Regions from separate parts of the Homo sapiens genome. Here regions 1 and 3 are each linked to region 2. Evidence: chromatin contacts called from ENCODE Hi-C or POLR2A ChIA-PET data. All regions are on one chromosome and are shown on one strand. Each heading gives the region's core, a stretch centred on a gene start or an enhancer-like site at or near the end of the contact. The rest is flanking DNA. Distances are from core to core; before and after follow the strand shown.

Region 1 (4,199 bases), core at 668-3,167, 77 kb before region 2:
ATGTTAATTAAAGAGAGACTATTAATAGCCAAGTATTGGACCTTCTCTTCTTCAAACAAACATGCCATTCAACTGTTTCAAATAAGAGGCAGAACAAATACAGATGAAGTTAAAGGAAAGAGCAACATCTGCAAGGTAGCATGCATGGTTCAAGGGATTTGAGGTAATTGAGTTTCTTGATTTATTTTAAGACCTTGGAACTATTGGACCAGTCCTCTCTCACCCCCCTTAACATGTAGCAGTTATTTGTTCACGCTTCAAGAAGCTGAAAAATTAAGTTACAAGCATAAAAAGATCTAAAATGTCACAGAATTCTTGATCTAAATAAAGGAACTTGAATAGCAAGAGCAAACAAGTTCTAATTCTGTGCAAAAAGTGCCAAAACAAAGATATGTAAGAGGGATCTTGTCAAAGGCTACACAGCTAAAGCAATGTGTTCAAAGGAGGCAGGCGAGAGAATTCTCAACAGAAAGAGCATGTGGTAAAGCACAGAGACGTAAAAGTGTGGTTGGCTAAGGGAACTACAAGTACTTTTGTAACACTATAGGATTGAGGGAGTACACAATTAAGGTTAGAGAAATGAGCAAGGGCCAGACCAACAAGCTAAACATACCTCAGTAAGAATCCTGAGTTTATTCTACAGGCGAAGGGAGCTACTTAAGGATTTTAACAAGGAAAATAATGGAATTAGATTTGCTTTGTGTACTCAGAAAATACTAAAGTATCTGCTAAACAAATATAGTGGATCTAAAGATGGTAGGTCTTTGCAAACCAATTAAGTATGTAAGAACAAAAGTCACTTGTTACTAGGAAGAAATCTCTACCATAGTGGGTTATTAATACTCTGGGTGACTAACTATGTTGTAACAGATTAAGTCCTACTAAAAGAAGCTACATGGAGGCTTTATTTTATTAGCCTTGGCCAGACTAGTTTTATCCCCCTTTCCTCCAAAGGTAATATAATAAATTCGCATGGTACAAAATACACACACACACACACACACACACACACACACACACCCCAGAAAAGAAAAAGCATGGAAAAAAAAAAATCAAGTCTTTCTGTCACCCTTGTCCTCTAGCAATACAGTTTTCCTCCACAAACACCACCACTGTCACTATTATCTTATGGACTAAACCAGCCAAGTTAACTGTATTTTATTTAAATTCTCTTCTGAAACTCTTCTGCTAATAGTGCTTAAACATAACCAGGCCAGGCTCTGAATAAGATATAACATAAGACTACAAGGCTACATTTTACTTTCTCTTCACTCTTCTATCTCAATTACTACTGGTATTAAGTTATTAATGTTATAACTCAGTTATAAAGTGTAGTTACAGTAACTCAGTCACTGAATATAGGGGCAAGAAGTCAAACAACTCTCTAACCATTAATACAAACATCGTAATAAAGTAGATTAACCTGCTTTACAAGCTCAAGTATATGCTGTAATGCAAGGCAAATACACTAGCTTTAAAGTATGTAACTTATAATGTATTTAGTTATAGTAAAGCCTTATAAACCATTAATTTTAACTTCTTCCTGACTTTAACTTTTCTTTTGAGACAGGATCTCACATCTATTTTTCTGAGTAGAGGGTCCTTAGACTCCTTAAGTTTAATTGATAATTATCCTTTCCGATAATTGGAGAAAACATTCCAGTGGGCTCATAAAGTTCATAGAGCTATATACCTAAAAGCAGTAAGTTATGCTGTAAGAATCCTAAGCTACCCTGTAAGAATTCTATGTTTCTAAGTCTCTACCAAGCCTTCATCTAAGGCACTGAGTTTCACCTGTCACAGCTTAAGTCCCACAGTGTTTGAGGAAGTCGGAGTAAAAATAGTGTTAGTCAAATAGTGAAATTAAATTCAAAACCACAAAAGGAAGCAAACCACAGACACTACTAACTGAACCCCAAGTGATTCTAACAGATTCCTTCCTACTTCTCAACTTCAGAGGCAGGTGGAAGATGACTTTAAGAAAACACTATCAGAAAACAATGAGGAGGAAAAAGGAAAGTCAAAAACCTGTGTTTCCAATTCCTTGTTAGATCCCCAGAAAAAAAGCAGTAAGAAAAACACGCTGCATCAGTTAGCAATGACCTTCAGCCTCAGGGTATTTTACTTGTAAAAAAAAAAAAAAAAAAAAAAAACAACAAAGATTTGGCCTGGCACCTTGGTTCACACCTATAATCCCAGCACTTTGGGAGGCTGAGATGAGAGGATCACTTGAGCCCAGGAGTTTGATACCAGCCTGGGCAACATAATGAGACCCCATCTCTGCAAAAACTTTAAAAAATAAGGTAAATAAAAGATCTGGCTTTAAAGTGACAGAACTGCCTGCAACCCTAATCTATGTAATCCTTATATTACTTTCTCATTAAACATATGCTACCAAGAGAGCTATGCATATATATCTTTGATCTCCTTCAGGAATGTATTGGTACTAATCAAAATAGTCCATGTGGAATAGATATACTTTATTTAAAAAATGCAAAATTAAACAGGAGGCAAGTGACAAACTCTTTTTTTTTTTTTTTTTTTTTTTTGAGATGGAGTCTTGCTCTGTCGCCAGCCAGGCTGGAGTACAGTGGCTCGATCTCAGCTCACTACAACCTCTGCCTCCTAGGTTCAAGTGATTCTCCTGCCTCAGCCTCCCGAGTAGCTGGGACTACAGGAGTGCGCCAACATGCCCGGCTAATTTTTTGTATTTTAGTAGAAATGGAGTTTCACCATGTTGGCCAGGATGGTCTCGATCTCCTGACCTCATGGTCCACCTGCCTCAGCCTCAGTCTAGACAAGTCAGTCAGCCTCAGTCTAGACAAGAACAGAAAAGTAGCCTGTAACCTGTAATTCCTTCTTTTCCTCTCTCCCTCAGCCTCTACTAGTGAATGTAGTGTTATTCTACTACGAATGCAGTTATTAGAACAACAGTGATATGGGTTACTTCCCTAGGATTTATGTCCCAGTTTGAGTTAAAACACCAGCAAACATGAACATAATTCTGAAGTTGCAAGTTTTTTGTTTTTTTTTTTGAAACCGAGTCTCGCTCTGTCACCAGGCTGGAATGCAGTGGCATGATCTCGGCTTACTGCAACCTCTACCTCCCCAGTTCAAGCAATTCTCCTGCCTCAGCCTCCCAAGTAGCTGGGACTACAGGCGTGCACCACCACGTCCAGCTAATTTTTGTATTTTTAGTACAGATGGGGTTTGACCACGTTGGCCAGAATGGTCTCGATCTCTTGACCTCATGTTCCGTCCGCCTTGGCCTCCCAAAGTGCTGGGAATACAGGCATGAGCCACGGCGTCCAGCCGTGTCAAATTCTTAATAATGGCACATGTTTAAACATATTAAAAAAGCACACTTAAGTGGTGGTCATTTACACAACTGAACAGGACCCTGCTCCTTCCTATATAGCCTTCCTAATTGTGAGGAAAAAAAGACAGGAACTTCGGCTGGGCGTGGTGGCTCATGCCTGTAATCCCAGCACTTTGGGAGGCCAAGGGGGCGTGGATCACGAGGTCAGGAGATCGAGATCATCCTGGCTAACACAGTGAAACCCCGTTTCTACTAAAAATACAAAATATTAGCCGGGCCCATGGTGGCACACGCCTGTAGTCCCAGCTACTCCAGAGGCTGAGGCAGGAGAATCGCTTGTACCCGGGAGGCGGAGGTTGCAGTGAGCCAAGACCGCCCTACTGCACTCCAGCCTGAGTGACAGAGCAAGACTTTGGCAAAAAAAAAAAAAAGAACTTCAAGTGACCGTATTGGCTAAGAGAAGGTTAAATTTGCTTCCACCTCTTCAAATAAGGTAGGTAAGATTGTTTTCCTTACTGATGTTCCTTTTGAGTGAGAATGTCTAGAACACTCAGCAATTCTTCCCATATTTTCCTGTTATATACTCAAAAGAGAAATATGCCAAAGCACACAATAATAGGACAAGTCACTCTTATTAACTGCAAGTCTGGTTTAGGTATACCCTTACAGTAGGAGCATGTAACAGGGTGGCCAAACTATATAACTATGTCTAGTAATATCAATATAGATTAAAACTTTTAAAATGCAACATATTTTTAAACAGGTTTTATTTTCAAAACAGCACATAGTAACCATAAAGTATTCTCAGTCAGTTATAAAGGTGTGATGGCATATAAGCTATACCACAGAAACTGAATTGTATTTTTATTCTTTATTTATT
Region 2 (4,323 bases), core at 1,110-3,609:
GCCACTGCGCCCGGCCTAAAAAATTTTTTTTTTTTTGGAGACGGAGTCTCACTCTGTCTCCCAGGCTGGAGTACAGTGGCACGATCTCGGCTCACTGCAAGCTCCGCCTCCCAGATTCATGCCATTCTCCTGCCTCAGCCTCCCGAGTAGCTGGGACTACAAGCGCCCACCACCACGCCCGGCGAATTTTTTTTTTTTCTATTTTTAGTAGAGACAGGGTTTCACTGTGTTAGCCATGATGGTCCCGATCTCCTGACCTCATGATCCGCCCACCTCGGGCTCCCAAAGTGCTGGGATTACAGGCGTGAGCCACTGTGCCCAGCCAAAACTTTTTAATTGGCTTTTGTGATTCTAACTCTGGAATCACATCAACCCATCGTCTCATAAAATAGAATCAGTGTTCCAATGAGCTGAGCAGAGGAGGCTGATTGTATAGACAGAAAAGGGCTGAGGAAAGCAGAAACAGAAAACAAAAAGCAGATTGCTCATTTCAAAGTTACTTTTCTTGTCAAAGTTAAAGCAGAGGAAACTTCTTGATGCTCCTAAAACTGGTCTGTTTGGGGATTTGGCTATTATCTCTTTCTCCTGATTTCTCAGTAGATGAAAAATTTAGTTTCTAGACTTGGTGGCGTGGAACTTCAGTATGAGTAACTCCATTTTGGTTTGGTCTGTTGGGTCTAGTGCGGGGGATCAGTCCAAACCAAAGGCCTCCTATTAACTTTACTTAACGTATTTTAAAGGTAATTTGTTAGTTGGCTTGCGCTGGCAAAGTCAGGGGATAAATATTTACCTGATAATGCTCTAGAGAAAGAACCAAGAAGTACTAATGGCAGCAACAGATATCACATATCTCTTACCCCTCAAAATTATTTCAGTATCCAATGGTTAATAGTCTACTGCTAGACAACTTTATTCTATAAAATGGAATATCTAGATGTAATTCTATTTGAGATTATTATGGTAATTAAAAATGGGAAAATTTGCCATCCCAACTAATTCTTGAACCTGAAATAGACCATAAAGAAGCAAAGGAGACATAGGGGAAGGGGGTGTGCCAAGAGAAGCGGGACTATAAAGCAAATACTGGGCAATCATGGAGTACAGAAGTCCTACTGGCCTTTAAAAAGAGGATATTTTTAAAATATTTCCAATTATTACAACAGAAAAAAATCACCTGCTTCATATAGATATTTTGGGAGTTGAGTTGTTTTACCACTTCCTGTATTTCCAGTAACAATAAGGAATGAATTGTCCCTCACAGCTTGAATAATCTTTTTTCTTTGTTTCTGAATAGGAAAAGTTGGAGTAGTTCCTCCCTCCTGGGACGTGCATCCTTTCTCTTCTGTAATAACAGAAAAACAAGTCAATTAAAAGACTTGTAAAGATATCTCTGACTCAATTTCTCATGACTAAAACCAGAAAGGCAATAGAATTTTAGGGCTGGACGGGATCATCCATGACTTCTCAGTTAAATCGCTCATGTAAGTGAGCGTTAATGAGCGCAATTTGTAAGTGAGGGTTAATGAGCCCAGAACAACTTTTTGGTGAAATCCAGCAACTTGAGCATTTGTTCACGCATAACTCAAAGTACTTTTCAAAGCAAGTATAGCTCAAGGCAACGTATACACATGCATACTTACACAGAAGCACAAAACTCAATTTTATTTAACAATAGACCAAAAACTGGAACACAGCAGAAAATTCTCAGCTGGATTAGAAGCCACCTGTGTTTGCTTCTGATTCATGGTTCAAGTTAGGTCCCTGTTCAGAGCGACTGATATCCCAGAAGGCCAAGTGGTGGGTAACCATGGAAACTGGCTCCTGGAAACTGGCTCCCTTCATACTGTACCCAAAGGCAGGCTGGCGGCCCGACGAAGGGTGGGGGGGATGAATGGGTAGAGAACAAAGGGTCTATGAGCCTGTTTAAGAACAGAATGCATTTCGGGCGTTGGGGTTCACTTTTTCGCCCCCCAGTAAGGTTTTCGCCTAACTTGAATCTGGGACCGCCCCCCTCTAAGGCAAAGTGCTCATTGGACGCAAAGTTCGCCTCGGGCTTGGAAAGCCAGGAGAACGCCACGGCTTCCTCACTACTCTTCTCAGCCTGCCAAAGGCGTACTTTCATCCCCCCACCAAAACCCCCACGCCGTAACTCCCGCTGGCTTCCGTACCGTCCCGCGGACCGCACCTCTATCGGCGATGCAAACAGCCGAGAGCCGCTCTTCCTGGAGGTCTCTTGACCGCTCACCCTCCTCCTGCCGCCTTGGCGCCCTGCCCGCGACTGCGGGAAACCGGGACATAGACCTGGCCCCGAGTGGAGGCGAGCACGTCCACCGATCTGAGGAGATGGGAGGGGAAAGACGAGGACGCGCCCTGATGACGTAGAGGTGTTTACTTCCGCGCGTGCGACTTGTAGCAAGGGGAGGGGGAGCTGCTCGATGACGTGGTACGGGGCGGCCGGACCTCGAGCCGAGGCTCCACCCCCCAGGGATTTCCCGCCAACTGCCACGTGCGCTTCGCCTTGGGCGGCTGAGCCATACCTGAGGGCCCGAAGACCCCCTCTTGTTTCGCCTCTCCGGCGCCGAAGGTCGCGACGACACCTCTTTTCAACGCCACAGTGGTCTCTGCAGGCTATTCTGCCTTCACACACTTGACACGATGTAACCCTCTGCCCGGAGCTGGAACCATGATCCCAGAGTGCTGCGTTCCTCAACTCATTCTCACCTTTCCTAATCTGATATGACCTGTCCAAGGCACACAGCTACTGAGTTGTGGAGCCGAACTTTTAGTTATGTTATTATCAAAACTTAGGTCACCAAGGCTGTTCATTTCCCTCATAGGACCCTGCATTTTAATTTATTTGCATGTTTCCTCTTCTGCCCAGCTAGATTGTAAAGCCCCCCCCCACAAGAGTCGAAATATTAAAACACTGCTACATCCAGGGCCCAGCACAGTGATTCAAGGTGGGCTGTCAATATTTGTTGACTTTGCTGGAATGGAGGAATAATAATTGACTTCCTTAGGAATTAAGCTCATTTTTGATAGAGGTGCATTCCTTGGAAACCACAGTAGCTGAAAAGTTCAACAGATACACAGCATCTGAGGCAGGGCAACTTTTTCAGAAAAGGTACTTTGGGGGCAGGTCTTTCTGGTCTAGAGCCTGCCAATTTTTAAATTAGTGTCAACTGTAACAAAATCATTGCAATGTGAACAAGATTGTTTGTTGGACTCCTCAATTGTTCCTGCTGTTAGAATTAGCCAACACTTACTACCAAAGAAGACAACTCAAAACTGTCACTTCACCATCACCTAAAGACCCTCTTGTCTGACCAGGCTTCAAAAGATGTACCATAAGGTTGTTGGGCCCCCAGATTTTTCTGTGCTCATTTGAAGTGAAGTCATGGCCATGCATGGTGGCTCATGCCTGTAATGCCAGCACCTTGGGGGGCCAGGACAGATGAATCACTTGAGATCAGGAGTTCGAGACCGGCCTGGCCAATATGGTGAAACCCCGTCTCTATTAAAAATAAAAAAATAAAAAAAATTAGCCGGGTGTGGTAGCACGCGCCTATAATCCCAGCTACTCGGGAGGCTGAGGCAGGAGAATCGCTTGAACCTAGGAGGCAGGGGTTGCAGTGAGCCAAGATCATGCCACTGCACTCCAGCCTGGGCAACAGAGCGAGATTCCACCTCAAAAAATAAAGTGAACTCATACCAACTGCTTTTAAATGGAACTGATCAACACTTCTTAAAATGCAAGCTCATCAGATTTTGAATGATACCAAATAAGTTGGAACTTTGTAACAACTTTATATCTCAAAACCTGGGTATGAGAGGAAGCAATCTGGTAAATAGGAGAACATTCCAGGTTTCTCTCTTTCATTAGGAGCATCTCCCAGCCTTCTGGATCATGTTAGGAATTCAAAATATTATAGAAACAGAAAGCAAAATGGCAAAAATACATTTGTGGTACAGGCAAGGTATTGGTAATCTCAGTATTTCAGTATAGGGCATCTCTATCAGTGATATAATAAAGTCACTTTCTAAAAATCATCATTTCAGACCAATGATGATTACCACTTAGCTCATAGTAGTCAAATCTTTCTGATACAGTTGACCCTTGAACAATACTGGTTTGAACTTCGCAGGTCCACTTGTAGGCAGATTTTTTCTTCTGCACCTGCTAAGCTGGAGATAGCAAGATCAACCCTTTGTCTTCCTCCTCCTTCTCTTCAGCCTACTGAACAGGATGGAAACCTTTATGATGATCCACTTAAACTTAATGAATAGTAAATATATTTTCTCTTATGATTTTCTTAATGTTTT
Region 3 (3,767 bases), core at 1,253-3,752, 100 kb before region 2:
TTCTTATGACACAGGGTTTACTTACAACACCAGTAAATTATCATGTAGCTAGTACCTCTAAAATTAAGTTTAATAACAGTGATAAGAGGCATCATAACCCTGTACTGGAGGTTAACAAGGAATCTAATAAGTTCACTCTCAACACTGGCATCAGAGGATGAATGTGATAGTTGCATCTTAGTATTGAGCTCCCATGTCAAATTATGTAGACGTAAGACCCTAAATTCACCTCTAATCCTGGCTGGAAGTAAATTCCTTCAAAGAGTCAAGTACAAATTGATATCAAAGAGAAATAAATACTTGCCTGACAGAAATCCCATTTAGGCTGACTCCACCTTTTTCCAAGGCTTATCACTTATCAGTAATAGTTACTGCCTAAACATCTATAGTATACAAGGTACTTGATAAATAAACATAGCTTATGGTTGAAGAAACTGAGGCTGAGGCATATTCATTAACTTGCCTGAGGTAACAGCTAGACATATACTGAATGAACAAACAATGGCTAAGTAGAATTTGAAACAGGTCTGACTGACTCAAAAGCTCATAATCCACATCCACACCCCTACTATATCAGGCTTGTACCCAGTTCACAAGTGTGGAGGGGAAATCTTCATCTGATTAGATCCCATGGGCTATGCAAACCTAAGGCAGTACCATCCTAGTACCCAGAGGATTGTTTTTCATTTCTTTACTAGAGGATTTTTTTTAAAGCTCAAAAATGTGATAATTAAATAATAGCTAATTTCATTTTGCTTTCCATATATATATAACTCAAATATTAAAATCCAAAGCTAAAGAAGTTACAATTTAAGCATAGAAGCTGAGGGCTCAATAAAAACAAAAAGAAATCATTTAAGAATCTGGTAGTATTAACACAGGAACAGAAAACCAAATACTGCATGTTCTCACTAGCAAGTGGGAGATAAATGATGAGAACACATGGACACAGAGAGGAACAACAGACACTGGGGCCTACTGAAGGGTGGAGGATGGGAGGAGGGAGAGGATCAGAAAAAATAACTAATGGGTTGTAGGCTTAATACCTGGATGACGAAACAATCTGTACAACAAACCCCCATGACACAGTTTACCTATATAACAAACCTGCCCACGCACCCCTGAACTTAAAAGCTTAAAAAGAAAAACAAAAAAAAAAACCCAACACCCCCTGCCCCCAAAAGAATCTAGTAGTAGTTTTTTTTGTTGTTGTTTTTTTTAAAGGAAATAGTAATGATACTCAAAGAAGGAAGTGAATCAGTAGTATGGGTACACTAGTCAAGCACAGAGTATCAAATCTTTCTCATTTGGAGGGGTTTTTTGACACCAGAAAGTTTTGGTCCAAACATAGCACAGCTAGGTTACCCAGAATATTCATGATGGCCAAGACATTTTAAAGCTATACTTTTTTGAAAAGTGTATCTTTTAATCTAAAATGTAGAGCAGTTTCAACATTTTGACTACTTCATTACACTAAAACCCCTAAGGGTTTTGCTATTTAATCTAGAGCCCAGGTAGTAAATTCTTCAAAAGAACAATCTGCCAATGCAACCACACACACAAATGATGATAATCTGGGAGTAGGAAAAGCCTACTTTCTATACTGTGTTCTACAAAAACATTTTGGTTTTACTTGTAATGTAAAATTCTTCCAAGACAAAAAATACTTCAGAACTTTCTATAAAGTCTCAGGAATCATTATATATATATATAGTGTACACACACACACATAATAGGCAGTGAGAGAGCAGTAATCTAAGTGTTCTGTAGTTTTCCTAGCCTTTTATAGATAGCTATCAATTTTAAAGCTTTATTTCCATCACAAAGTAACTGGCAGTTACAAGAATAAAGCTAAAGCTAAGTTAAACATTAAACAAAATTAACTGCCCTTAGGGATGTTCTAGAGTTCAGAATCTCTCAACCATTACTCCTCCCTGCAACACAGGTGGTCCTTACTCCTCTCTAACTGATTTAATGTGTCACAAAGCTGAGCGTTTTGTTTGATCTTACCTTTATGAATTATATATGAATAACAATATTTTAGTTTCTAGAGTTGAGCAAACTTGATGAAAGAGGTAAACCTATACATTCCTTAGACAACAGATCCCTTTGCCTACAATAGAGGCTCCTCAAAATGGTATGAAGAGCAAGCTGATGTTAATATTCAAAAGCCTAAATGATTCTAAAATGACATTGAAAGTATACAACCACTTTTCTAAATTTTTCCATCCAAAATTAAAATAAAGGAAATTCCTTTGAAATAGTGCTATTTTTTTTTTCTTCTTTTAAACAGATGGTCATTCTTACTCACCAATTTCCTTCCGTATTTCAAAGGAAACCACAGAATATTATGTTTGGAAGAAATAATCCAGCACACAACTTAAGAATGCTAACAACTTCACATTTAGGGAAAAAATATTTTTGAACTATGACCAAACCCTTGTAGAACTGCTAACCTGGAATCCAACCAGAAAACACATTACTCAAAACCACTTACCTTAAGAAAATTCTTGACTCGCTCAGGATCGTAGCAGTTGCTTTCTCTACAGATTCTTTCTACTTCTTTGATTTGCCCAGTCTTGCAAGCTGCCTGAATATATTTAAAGTGCACATCTGGGTCCTGGCTAAAGTTAACAATGGATCCCAGAAAATAAAAGAGACCTTAAAGAAACAAGTAATTACAATTAAGCATAGGCACACTTTTGAGAATGACTGAAAAACATTTATGTAATTAAAAAACTGTTATATTGAATACTCCCAAATATAAGTTGGTTGCTTAAAAAGCGCGATAAAAATACTAACTATTCCATTAATCAGATCAGTAAAATGGATTGCACTTTAATCCTGAAGAATAGACAATTCAACCCAATGTTTCCTTTTTTTCTTTTTTATTGAGGCAGGTCTCTGTCACCCAGGCTGGAGTGCAGTGGCACGATCATAGCTCACTGCAGCCTCAAACTCCTGGGCTCAAGCAATCCTCCCACCTCAACCTCCTAAGTAGCTAGAACTACAGATGCATGCCACCATGCCAGGCTAATTTTTAAGAAAATTTTTGTAGAGATGGTGTCTTGCTATGCTAGCCAGGCTGGTCTTGAATTTGTGGCCCCAAGCACTTGGCCTCCCAAAGCACTGGGATTATTAAAGGCATACACCATTGTGCCCCTATATGGGAAATTTTAAATGAAGACCCCAATACCTGGTGTTTTTCAATATGCAATTTATAGGAAACATACAAAATAATTTGGGAAGAATTTAGTGCAGTATTGTCCAGAAGAACTTTCTGCAATGATGAAAATCTTATCTTTGCCTTCCAATATAATAGCCACTAAACACATGTGGCTATTAAGCACTTGAAATGTGGCTAGAGTGACTGAATAACTAAATATTAAATTTTATTTCACTTTAATAACTTTCAATGTAAATAGCTACTATATGTGGCTAGTGACTGTACTAAACAGTGTAAATTTAGTGCACAGTTAACATTTTGAAACTGGGAAAATTAAGAAAAAATTAAGAAAACTACTAGACTCTCTTACCCCTTCTCAATAGAGTACTACTAGTACAGAGAGGAGAGAAAGGCAGTTGGGGACCAGAAGTTAGACACCCAACAGTGATTACGTTAGTACCCTGTATAGCAGTGGTTCTCAACTGAGGTGATTTTCCTCACAGGTGACACTGGCAATGTCTGAAGACATTTTTGGTTGTCACAACTGGTGGAGCTGACGCTACTGGAATCTAGTGGGTAGAAACCAGGAATGCTGCTGAAT

The links. Hi-C counts contacts between places; a loop is a spot of excess contacts on that map. ChIA-PET counts read pairs that join two places held with the same protein, here RNA polymerase II (POLR2A). Pooled maps may share reads with other maps.
Region 1: a map with no recorded cell type shows a loop between it and region 2 (4-fold over the local background). The contact joins the enhancer-like site here to the promoter of DHX40 in region 2. A Hi-C loop is called at or near these places in 2 of 37 single-sample maps with no recorded cell type and 8 of 50 pooled maps. POLR2A ChIA-PET finds 5 or more read pairs at or near these places in 3 of 52 experiments (T-cell, activated CD4-positive, alpha-beta T cell and activated T-cell).
Region 3: a loop to region 2 is called in a pooled map, with 5 times the contacts of the local background. The contact joins the enhancer-like site here to the promoter of DHX40 in region 2. A Hi-C loop is called at or near these places in 3 of 50 pooled maps. POLR2A ChIA-PET finds 5 or more read pairs at or near these places in 3 of 52 experiments (MCF 10A and T-cell).

Annotation. Positions count from the first base shown.
Region 1 is chr17:59,639,954-59,644,152 of GRCh38, reverse strand. All of the region lies in intron 1 of CLTC (clathrin heavy chain), which reads right to left. Among named protein-coding and RNA genes, the nearest start is that of CLTC, 22 kb to the right of the region's middle. RefSeq lists a silencer at 1,812-1,891. Within about 2 kb of position 1,917, at least 6 of the 41 ENCODE cell types and tissues checked have a DNase peak (open chromatin) inside an H3K27ac peak, as active enhancers do.
Region 2 is chr17:59,563,646-59,567,968 of GRCh38, reverse strand. It overlaps DHX40 (DEAH-box helicase 40), which reads right to left and starts at 2,359. Exons shown (of 18, transcript NM_024612.5): 1 at 2,186-2,359; 2 at 1,175-1,342. The coding sequence starts at 2,297. RefSeq lists a silencer at 1,721-1,850 and enhancers at 2,261-2,520, 2,136-2,678.
Region 3 is chr17:59,667,671-59,671,437 of GRCh38, reverse strand. CLTC (clathrin heavy chain) reads right to left here. Exons shown (of 32, transcript NM_004859.4): 14 at 2,498-2,661. Among named protein-coding and RNA genes, the nearest start is that of PTRH2, 38 kb to the left of the region's middle. Within about 2 kb of position 2,502, at least 6 of the 41 ENCODE cell types and tissues checked have a DNase peak (open chromatin) inside an H3K27ac peak, as active enhancers do.